Linked DNA regions of Mus musculus: all the other regions are linked to region 1. A link is a contact called in ENCODE Hi-C or POLR2A ChIA-PET data. All regions are on one chromosome and are shown on one strand. The core of a region is the stretch at or near the end of the contact, and the rest is flanking DNA. Distances in the headings are between cores, read along the strand shown. Region 1 holds the start of Gtpbp3 (GTP binding protein 3). Region 2 holds the start of Rpl18a (ribosomal protein L18A). Region 3 holds the start of Lsm4 (LSM4 homolog, U6 small nuclear RNA and mRNA degradation associated).

The links. Hi-C counts contacts between places; a loop is a spot of excess contacts on that map. ChIA-PET counts read pairs that join two places held with the same protein, here RNA polymerase II (POLR2A).
Region 2: a loop to region 1 is called in a map of heart, with 2.4 times the contacts of the local background. The contact joins the promoter of Rpl18a here to the promoter of Gtpbp3 in region 1. A Hi-C loop is called at or near these places in 3 of 37 maps with a recorded cell type or tissue (heart and regulatory T cell). POLR2A ChIA-PET finds 5 or more read pairs at or near these places in 1 of 5 experiments (embryonic stem cell).
Region 3: a loop to region 1 is called in a map of T-helper 2 cell, with 6 times the contacts of the local background. The contact joins the promoter of Lsm4 here to the promoter of Gtpbp3 in region 1. A Hi-C loop is called at or near these places in 1 of 37 maps with a recorded cell type or tissue (T-helper 2 cell). POLR2A ChIA-PET finds 5 or more read pairs at or near these places in 1 of 5 experiments (embryonic stem cell).

The regions. Positions count from the first base shown.
Region 1 is chr8:71,487,350-71,491,176 of GRCm38, forward strand. It overlaps Gtpbp3 (GTP binding protein 3), which reads left to right and starts at 1,379. Exons shown (of 9, transcript NM_032544.4): 1 at 1,379-1,491; 2 at 1,722-1,969; 3 at 2,079-2,165; 4 at 2,986-3,188; 5 at 3,546-3,618; 6 at 3,717-3,827. The coding sequence starts at 1,439.
Region 2 is chr8:70,895,567-70,898,964 of GRCm38, forward strand. Rpl18a (ribosomal protein L18A) reads right to left here and starts at 1,877. Exons shown (of 5, transcript NM_029751.4): 1 at 1,793-1,877; 2 at 567-746; 3 at 350-479; 4 at 34-143. The coding sequence starts at 1,810. Mir7067 (microRNA 7067) reads right to left here and starts at 4; the gene lies at 1-4. Snora68 (small nucleolar RNA, H/ACA box 68) reads right to left here and starts at 290; the gene lies at 193-290.
Region 3 is chr8:70,671,729-70,675,043 of GRCm38, forward strand. Lsm4 (LSM4 homolog, U6 small nuclear RNA and mRNA degradation associated) reads left to right here and starts at 1,503. Exons shown (of 5, transcript NM_015816.4): 1 at 1,503-1,729. The coding sequence starts at 1,727.

The sequences.
Region 1 (3,827 bases), core at 129-2,628:
GACTTAGAAGCAAGCACCAAAACCCACAGCCCTGATCTCCCATGTTTTCCCACTTCAGAGTGGCCCACCCTGAAGTCCTGTGAGCACTTAGTAGGTAATGAGCACTTGCTCTAAACGTGTTAAGATGGAACCACGGGGGCCGGGCACTGGTGGCGCACGCTTTTAATCCCAGCACTTGGGAGGCAGAGGCAGGCGGATTTCTGAGTTCCAGGCCAGCCTGGTCTACAGAGTGAGTTCCAGGACAGCCAGGGCTACACAGAGAAACCCTGTCTCGAAAAAAACAAAACAAAAACAAACACACAAACAAACAAAAAAGATGGGACCACAGGAGATGGACAACGTCACTGTCCCTGTTTCACAGACTGAAAGTAGGGCAGATGGGAACCTGAGGGCTTTGAGACTATACTGTACCCGGCAGCACTAACTAAAGAGCGCCCGCCCGCACAAGTCGAGAACCAGAGAATTGGCAGTGCGAGGGCGCTCGCGAAGCCCCGCCCGCCCAGAACCTGGTATTCGAGCCTGCTCCTTCACCCCGCAGTTCAGTGCTGTCCCGGGTTAACCCGAAGTTAACTGGAGGCCCCAGGATGCCTATCCCGGAACACACATCGGACCTGCGGCCAACCGGGACCCCGAAGAGGGCGGGGAAGCCAGGGCTGGAGCTGGGCTGGAACCGCCAGAAAGGCTTCCTTGCCTGGGGATGGCGCCTGGCTAAAGATACTTGCCCAGGAGCTGCAGCTGGCAAAGATGGGGTAGCGGGGATCAGTGAAGAGACACAAGAAGGGCCAGGAAGAAACTTCCCAGAAGTTTGGACCAGATTTTCCCTGACCTAGGGCGTGGCTTCTCCCGGAACTCATCCCCTGCAGTCACTAAGATGCTTTGAGTTTTCTGTCTCTAACTGGGTGTAGAATACCCCGACCCCACCTCCCTCGTGATGGTGAAAGGACAACTTGCACAAGTCTGGTCTCCTTCACTAAGCTGATCCCGGGGATAGAACTCAGATTGTCAAGTTTGGCAGCAAGTGCCTTCTGCGCTGCCTTTCATGGACTTTACAGTCGGAGCGCACACATAGCTTCTTAGCTTCTCTAAGACTACGGAATGGGCACAAGGAAAAGAAGGGCTCGAACCACCGCTGAGATATATCCTGCATTTTCTTCCTCCCACTATTGTGTCAGATACCTGTTGCTCTAGGAACCGAAAACTTTGCTCTGTGTTTCCGCGGGACACTCTTGCGTTGTACACACCCGCATCCCAACTTCGTTTCCCTTGGATCAGCCAATAGGAATCAAAATCTATAGATAGAGGGCGGGACCTCCTATAGGCGATCCAATGGTAGTTGAGAGTCGTACCGCTAAGTCACACCGCAAAGGGGCAGGACTTTCTTCCCGAACTTGAAGCCCTGCGGGAGTGTCGGCCAAGGTGCTTGCAAAATTGGAAATCCATGTGGCGTGGGCTGAGCGCCCTGGTGACCCAGGCGGCGTGGGCGCCCCTCAGGTGAGTGGCACGGACCCGCTGTCACGCGCTAGACGTTGCTTTAGGACCCAGGTTTGCCCCTGAAGTTCCAGACCCCGTTCCTCCTCCCGCAGCTGCCGTGTCTTTCCAAGCCCATCGCCTGGCCACCGCTCGTACAGCTTGGGCATCAACGGGCGACCATCCCTCCGTCCATGTTCACCCCGAGGCTCGGGTTTCTGGATGCGCTTACTCGTTTCCTTTCCGATCTCCAGGCTGTGCGCACGCTGCAGCACCAGTGCAGAGTCCTTAGTCCCCAGCAGCACCATCTTCGCACTCAGCTCCGGCCAGGGACGCTGCGCCATCGCAGTGATCCGCACCAGCGGTCCAGCTAGCGGGCTCGCGCTCCGCAGCCTCACGGCGCTCCAGGAGCCGCCTCCTGCCCGCAGAGCCTGCCTGCGCCTTCTCCGCCACCCGTGCTCCGGGGAGCCACTGGACCGCTCACTCGTCCTCTGGTTCCCAGGTGAGGGGCCGGATCCGGGAGCCCACGGCGCTCGTGTCCGGGTCTCAGTCCCCTCCAGGAGTCAGCCCGGGTCGTGCCCATCCCCTAACTCTGCTTTTTTCCATACAAGGACCCCAGAGTTTCACGGGTGAGGATTGCGTGGAGTTTCACGTACACGGAGGTCCTGCGGTGGTCAGCGGTGTCTTGCAGGCATTGGGTGAGGCTCTGTTGAGTGGCACTGTTCCTGGGGGAGACTAAAAGGTATTGGAGATAGACTGCAAAACACATTGTCATTTGGGAGAAGAGATGTATCATATTAACCCAGGCCTTCTAGATGACTCTGCCAGTAAAGGTGATTGTTGCCAAATGTGAACCCGAGTGGTGAAAGGTGAGAATTGATTCCTGCAGGCTGTCTTTTGACTTCCTGGTGTCACACACACACGCAGAGACTTCAGCATGGGGAGGACTTTGAGGAAAGCTCAGACTCAAGTGCATGTTTGGTGGTAGTTGTTTGGAGGAAGTGCTAAGTCCTATTTAGGGAGTTGATGAGTAGCTGGTACGATGTACCAGCGTACAACCAGGCTTTCTGTGATTTCTGGGTGGTGGGGATAGGGAGGGTCTTGCCTTTTCAGAAAGAATTGTGTCACCTTTACTTAATGTGTGTTCATCCAACAAGTTTGCCACAGGAAGCCCCTGATGGCCAGCACTCTGTCAGTCTGGGGCCTGCGTGTGTAATCAGCACTGATGGGGAGGGGCAACTGCAGGTGACCTCAACAGCTTGCTGGCCTGGGTTCTAAGAGAGATATCTACATCCCCCAGATGGGGTGTGGTGGTCACACCCAGTAACTGACCACTGACCCATTAGGGTCCAGCCCAAAGAATCAGTGAGCTTCCTGTGATTCCTTACAGGATCAGGGGACTCTGACGAAGTTGTGTCACCTGAAAACCCACCTGGGGTTTGGTTTGTTGCTCTGCTGGCTGTTACCTGCCATTGGATGGGGACTCAGGAGCTTAGGCCTTGTGATGCTTTCCTGCAGGTAGTGTGCCAGGACTGCGGCCAGCCGAGGCCGGAGAGTTCACCAGGAGGGCATTTGCCCATGGCAAGCTGAGCCTGACTGAAGTGGAGGGACTGGCAGATCTTATCCGTGCAGAAACTGAGGCCCAGCGTCGACAGGCTCTGAGGCAGCTGGATGGGGAACTGAGCCAGCTCTGCCAGGGCTGGGCAAAGACTCTCACCAAGGCAAGCCTGCATGTTCACCCATTCATGTGTTCTCTTTTTCTCTTTAAGATTTATATTACTTATATTGTTTATGTTGTGTTTATGAGTGCTCTATTTGCTTGTATGTCTGCACACCAGAAGAGGGCATCAGATCCCATTACAGATGGTTGTGAGCAACCATATGGTTGCTGGGAATTAAATTCAGACTTCTGGAAGAGCAGCCAGTGCACTTAAACCAACAAGCCATCTCTCCAGCTCCATCCATGCATCCTTTAGAGAAAGTTCTAGGCCTGTGAGAGGCCAGTCTGGTTGTATAGATCAAACTGGAGTTAGACCTGAGACTGAGAGAGCACCTGTGACATCTCCCCTCCTCCCCAGGCTCTGGCCTATGTGGAGGCCTACATTGACTTCGGAGAGGATGATAATTTGGAAGAGGGTGTGTTGGAGCAGGGTATGTCTGGTTTTGGGGGAGTTGGGGCTGGCATTCAGCCCCCCCTGAGACCTTGCTGATAGCTCTCCCCCCCCCACCCCGCCTTTTCCCTCTCACAGCGGACAGAGAAGTTCGAGCCCTGGAGGTGGCGCTGGGTTCCCACCTGCGAGATGCTAGGCGTGGACAAAGGCTCCTCTCGGGGGCAAATGTTGTGGTCACTGGACCTCCCA
Region 2 (3,398 bases), core at 627-3,126, 590 kb before region 1:
CCCTGCGTCAGCCCCACACTCGGGGTCACTCACGTGGAACTGCTTGACAGCTGGCCGGCGGCACTTGCCAGCTGCAATCTCTTCCACCTTCATGATCTGGATGGAGTGGGCACGGGCACGGTGTCGGGCACCCATGTCTCGGTCTGTGGAAAGAAAAGAAAATCAGCCCCAGCCACCCAGAATGCCCCCACATTCTGTAGAGCCTACTGATTCACTCTGGGGGGCACTGCACAGCCCCCCAAAGGCGACGAAGCCCCTTTGCTGTGTGCACCACTATTTAAACAGCCGCTACAGGCAGCGACAGTTCTTGGGTTGGGTGCCAGAAATTGGCAGAGGGTTGGAGACTCACAGCACTGTGTGACTGCACCAGCAGTGGTCAGGTCCCTGTACTCCCGATACATGTTGTGTGTGCCACTGCGGGAGTCATAGCGCAGCCAGATGCCAAAGTTCTTCACACGCAGGGGTGACTTCTCAAACACCTGTGGGGAGTAGGGAGGACATGAGGAGTGCTGCCCTGGCTCTGATGGTACCCAGCGACCGGCATCCTGTGGGGCCCCAGACCTCACCTGTCCGCAGTACACAATTTCCCCGGATGACTTCTTCATCTTCTTCAGCTGTGACACAAAGTACCAGAAGCGGGACTTGGCCACCACATGGTTGGGTGCAAAGATTCGCATACGGTACAGTGGTGGTGTGTGGCATTTTGGGGTTGGCAAGCAGCGCCCCACCACCTTGTACTCCCGAAGCTGAAAGACATGTCAGGAGAGAAAGTTGTCTATGTGGGGGAGGGGTGTGGAGGCAGAGCCGGCCTGAGATTCAGTCCTCCCACAGGCAGGGGTGTCCAAAGTGGGCTCATACACTCGAGCCCAGTGTGAGGCAAGTCAGAAGGCTTGTGCTCCGCTACGAAGCTGCCTCAGGGTCTACATGTGGCAGGCTGCTCTGCTCTCCCTGAAACTCCAGGCCAAGATGGCAAAGGTGGCTCACGTCTTTAATCCCAGAGCAGGAAAAAGGCCATTTGTTCTACAGAGAAACTGTCTCTGGATTGGGACTAATTGACGATTCCAGACTAGCTTTTCACCAAGAGTCCGAAGGATTGTGTCCAACACACCGGGGCCAGTATGAGATCCGGCACCCTAGGCTACCGTCAGCCAGCCTTTAGAACTAGCTAAGGATGATTCTAGCGACGCTCTGCTTCGATTTCAAGTGCCGAGATAAGTGGCAGCAGGCTCGGTGTAGCCAGCGCTGGGGACAGGCCGCAAGCTTACCAAATGCTCTCTAAACCTAAGGCGGGCCGCGTGTCCACTCCAGTCTAAATAGACCAGGTTAGCTTTAAACCTCATAAGAGACTAAAACAAGCCAGCCGGGCGTGGTGTCACACGCCTTTAATCCCAGCACTCAGGAGGCAGAGGCAGGCGGATTTCTGAGTTCGAGGCCAGCTTGGTCTACAGAGTGAGTTCCAGGACAGCCAGGGCTACAGAGAAAACCCTGTCTCGAAGGAAAAAAAGACTAAAAGAACCACGGGGCTAGATTTGGCAACGAAAAGGAGTGTAACGCTGATATACACGAAAAGGCGGAGGGCCTTCCGGTGCACCCCGATCTAACCCGCTCCGTCCTCGGCCGCCCAGCACGCGGCGGCCGCCATGTTGGCCGCAAGGAGGCTGTGGGCGAGGAGAGCTGCCCGTAACCGCTGAGGGACCCTCGCGACGAACGCACCACCACCCCGGAGGACACAGCCAACCCGAGCGGCCCTGCCGCCAACGCCGCACCTTTTGCCCCGCCGCGGCCTCCTTACCGTGCCCGAGGCCTTCATGGCACTGCGCACTCGTTCACCGCCAGTCACAAAAGGAAGTGTTGTCTTTCGCGCAGGCTCTCACCATGGTCTCTGACGGAAGTCCCGCCCTCCTGATGCGGTGCTTCCATTGGGTACAGCTAGTAGCGGTCTAAGTTCTTGGCTTTTTTATTGGGTACCGATCAGCTACGTATAAGTCCCGCCTCTCTTCACGGAGACTACAGTTCCCAGAGAGCAGCGCGACGGGCCTTTGCAAGTTTCTCCCGGGACGCCCCATCGTCGTGCGCGAGGGATCCTGGGAGTCTACGCGTAATCGTGGTTCCTAGTTAGATTCCGGATTTTTAGTTCTCTCTGTCTCTCTCTTTTTTCATCTTTTTCTTCCCACTTTCTACATCATCCTTCTGTGTATCTACCCATCTATGACCCATCATCCATCTTTTTTATTTGCTTGCACCACCTTCGTGTCTGGTGCCTCGGAGGCCCGCAGAGGGCGTCAGTTCCTCAGTGCTGGAGTTAAAAGTTGTGAGGTGAATGCTGGGAATCGATCCCTGTATGTGCTCTTAGCTACTGCTGTTCTCTCTCCAGCCCCATCTATCTTTTTCTCTGTCATTAGTTTGGTTTGTTTGTTTGTTTTTTACTGTTTATTGAGATAATGTAGCCCAAACTAGCCTGTAACTCACTGTAATTCTCCTGCCTCTTCCTAGTTCTTGGGATGCTGGAGTGTGCCACCTGCCAGCCCACGTAACTATTTTCTTTATAGAATTGTATCAGAGCTGTGTCACTCTGTCTTAACTTTGTCATTTTCCTGGCCAGGTCCTGTACCTGAAGGCGACAATATCCGCCGTGTGTTTCCGCTAATGGCCACTAGGTGGCGAGCGCGTTTTTTGGCTCAGCCGCAACGCAATGCAATGCTGGGATGTGTGCTTCTAGGTCCCCCATTTCCATTGTGCTCAGGCGCATTCAAGTGTGATCCCTCAGTTTCCCCAGCCGCATTAACACTCCCCGTCCCATAAGATAGTTGTAAGATTTAGAAATTGGGCGTGGTGTTGCATGCCTGAGGTCTTACAAATGGGAGAGTGAGCCAGGAGGCTCAGGAAAGATGGCCTTGGCTACACAGAAAGATCTCATCTTACAGCCTTCCCACCCCAAAATAAACAGCTTAATAACATGTCGGTGTGCAATGGGCAGGCTAGGACACAGTCCACCTCTGCTGGAACACATTGCTCCAACCTGTGTTCTGGAGGCTGCTGAAGTGGGGTAGATACATTCTGTAAGATGCAGGACAGATGCTGGGGTGCAAGCTGTGCCCTGAGAGGGCACAGGGAAAGGAATGGAGAAACAGCTGTGTGAGGAAAAAGTTGGTATCCACAGGCCCAGCCTTAACCTTGGTCTGGGCTTTGATGTAAATTCAGAGTTTACAAGACCCTCAGCTGGGTGAACAGGACAGGTGCTGGCGGTTCAGTTTCACTTCCTGCTTTGCAGATGCCCCCCTTGGCCTCTCCTGAGTGGCGACAGGCTCTAGCCTTAACAGACCTCCTCTCCAAATGGCTCCTCTCCTAGGGGCTATGAAGAATCCCAGCAGGGCCACCTGTTGGTAAGACCTCAGGTT
Region 3 (3,315 bases), core at 253-2,752, 820 kb before region 1:
GGGGGCGGGAGCTCAGGGCTTCTATCCCTCCCGCTGAGCTGCAGTCTTAGTGCGGGAGTCTCACTCCATCACTTAGAAGAGCCCTGGGGAGTGTGCCAAGGGAGTCTCCCGGGTCAGAGGATCCCAACAAGTGAACTCATCGCTAACATTCTGTACCAGGGCCTTTCAGCAGCTTGGTCAAACAGCTGTCCTGCTTGGGACAGCTCAGGGTGGAGCTCTGATTCCATAACCAGTAGCCAAAGAAAATAAAAATAAATAGAAGGGCTAGGAGATGGCTCCATGGGTAAAAATGCTTCCTGATGAGAAGGCTAGGCTGACTTCATGACAAGCTTCAAACTGGCAGTTAAGGAGAGGTGGCCTAAATCTGTTTCCAAGAACTGGCCAATTCCAGACAAGTCCAGGCCTCAGAAGCTGCCCCACCACCTGGCCTGAGGCAAGGACAATGGGTAAGCAACAGTTTCCAGACCTCCCCAGTAAGTTTCCAGCCCCCGCAGCCCTGCCATGGAACGTCCATAGAGATGGACCTCACAGATTAACATAGAGGTCACCTGCCCCGGAATTTCCTAATGTGCTTTAAATCAAACCTCCAAGTTAACATGGGTGTCTATTTTGGTAATTCGAGACTCCAGCATGCTCAACTTCTGCATAATAAGACACTCTTTGAGTTTTCATACTATTTGAGTCCGGAATATCATTCTTTGGCACCCCTACTGGGCAAGCATGAGAACCTGAATTTGTAGCTCAAGAAGACACATTAAACCATGGTGGTGCACACCTGCAATCCCAGCACTCACTAGGATCTCTGGAAGGTCGATACCAGCCTGGTCTACATTGTGTGTTCAAGGCCAGCTAGGGATGTACAGAGAAACACTATGTTCCTCCCAAAATGATAATGATTTTTTTTAAAGCAAGGATTAAAGCTTGATGGCCCACAGTGGCCATCCAGCAGTGGAGAAGCCGAGTCGGGGTCTAATGCAAGTTCATGATCGGCTAGCTTCAGCTGCCACAGAAGCCCATCTCAAAACAGGAAAATCCCAGAGATTTGTTTTCACTTCCTGTCGCCAGGGAACGCCAGACCTGCCGTTCGTGTTCAAAGATTCTATTTGAGTTGGTAAAGACAAAGAGATCCATAAGGGCAAGAATGGAAGGCTAGAGCTGGGCAGTGGTGGCGCACGCCTTTAATCCCAGCACTTGGTGGGCAGAGGCAGGCGGATTTCTGAGTTCGAGGCCAGCCTGGTCTAGAGTGAGTTCCAGGAACAGCCAGAGCTACACAGAGAAGCAATGTCTCGAAAACAAAACAAAACAAAACAAAGAATGAAAGGCTAGGAGCGCAAAATAGGCACCGCGCGACTCGCATGCATTAGCCAGCTTCGCCCACAGTGTGGCGCCGAATTAGGCGCCGAACCAGATCCAGGAGAGCACCTCTGCGCAGGCGCCCTTTCCCAACATACACCCCGTAGTGGGCGTAACTTGTGCTGCGGCCTTTTGCGTCGTTCTAGTGTCGCACTTTACGGCTACCTCTCAATCCCACCGTAGAAATACGGTGAGGCCGTCCGTCTTGTTCCGTAGGTACCGCCCTAGCCCGTCCCGATTGGATAGATGTCCGTTGAGCTGCTCGCTGATTGGTCATAGTTTCTGCCAGTCTTTTTCAGTCTGGGGCGCGCGGTGGGCCGCCGGTGGGAGCGCGTGTGTCTGTGCCGCGGCGGAAGTTATCGCTGCAGGGAAGATGGTGAGGGCCGCGAGGCGGAGGGGCGCGCGCAGGGTCTTCGGGCTGCTGAGAGATGGGGGAAACTGAGGCCGGAGTGACCGGTGTCCCTCCAGGGCCCCAGACGGTCACCGTTGGGGATTTATCTCTTGATGGACACGGTTTTTGCGACCGGAAGAGGGACTATGATCGTTTCCGGGGCTTGTCACCGTCATTGATAGGAAAGCTGCGTTTCCGGGAAATGGGCGGGCTTAATGGCTCACGTGGGCTTCGTTGCCCTCTTGATGCTTATCTGGTGTCTGACCTCAGCTGCCCACGCCTTTGGCTGGAAATCCAGCTCAGAGAGCGGGTTGATTCTCTCCCTGGGACACACAGCATGTCTTGCTCAGGAAGAAAGGATTTTTTTTTTCTCCTAGTTTAGGCTCAGGCCTCCTCAGTTTGGGGACTCTTAGACCTGGCATAAACAAGTAAAGGAGGCCAGGTTTCCCCCTGCTCTGTCGAGGGGCGCGTTGGCCTAAGTGAGGAGAGCCACATATTCCCATCTCCCCAGTTCTTGATGGTAGGATATTTGGTTTGTTTTTTGGTTAGGCTTTCTGATCTGAACTGACATAATCCAGGCTAACCTCAAACTCCTGATCCTCTTGCTTCAGTCACTGGAGTATGGAAAGGACACGTGTATACTCCACATTTGAGTCAGGATGTGAGGCAGGGTCTCATATAGCCCAGGCTGCCTTTGAACTCCATTTGTATACATGCATCACTGTGAACTCCTGACCCTGCCTTTACTCCAGAATGACCCTGGGTTTTGTGGTGCAGGAACTCTAGGCCTAACACATGCTAGGTAAGCACTCCCCACTGGGTGTACCCTGAGCCTTCCTGAAGGGATGGCCAGGTGCGTCCAGGACTGGACACCCACCTCATGCAGGTGCGCACAGACACTCCCATATCTCTGCGGTCAGGCTGGTACAGGAGTGTCCCAGCTGAACATTCCTGAACTCAGAGCCCTAGACTTGGTTCTTTAGCTATCTCATCTACACACTGGATCCCAGAGAGTCTGGATGATGGCTGAGAAGGAATTTCCCTTCCTGGAACTGGCTCCTCTAATGGGAGGTGCTGGGACTGGATTCCAGAACGGGTGGCTATAACACCTGCAGCTGCTCTGTGTAAAGCTATGTCTCCTCCACTCAAAAGCCTGTGACTATCCCAGCTCCAGCCTCCCTGTCTGCCCTGGCCCATTTCACTCTGAGCTTTTTCTTCCTTCATTTTGGGGAGACATTCCTAATTACTTCTTTCATTCCTCTCTCCCACTGCACACACAGTAGGGGAGTGGGGGGTTGTGGTGGCCTGTCCCTACACCACACTTTTCTTACCTGTGGCACTGGACAGGATGCACCTGTGCTGGGTGTCCCCACCCCTGCGTGTTCAGCAAGTGTTTACTGCTCCTCCCTGCTGCAGCAGAGCCCACGCCCACACTGACCTTGTGTCTAGCCAGGGAGACTGATGCTAATCACCCATAATTAGAGAGCGGCTTCAGCTGCTGAGCTGGAAACAGGCTGGCAGCCTAGGGTGGCCATTAGGGTCCTGACCACAGGAGGGGACATGCTCAGCAG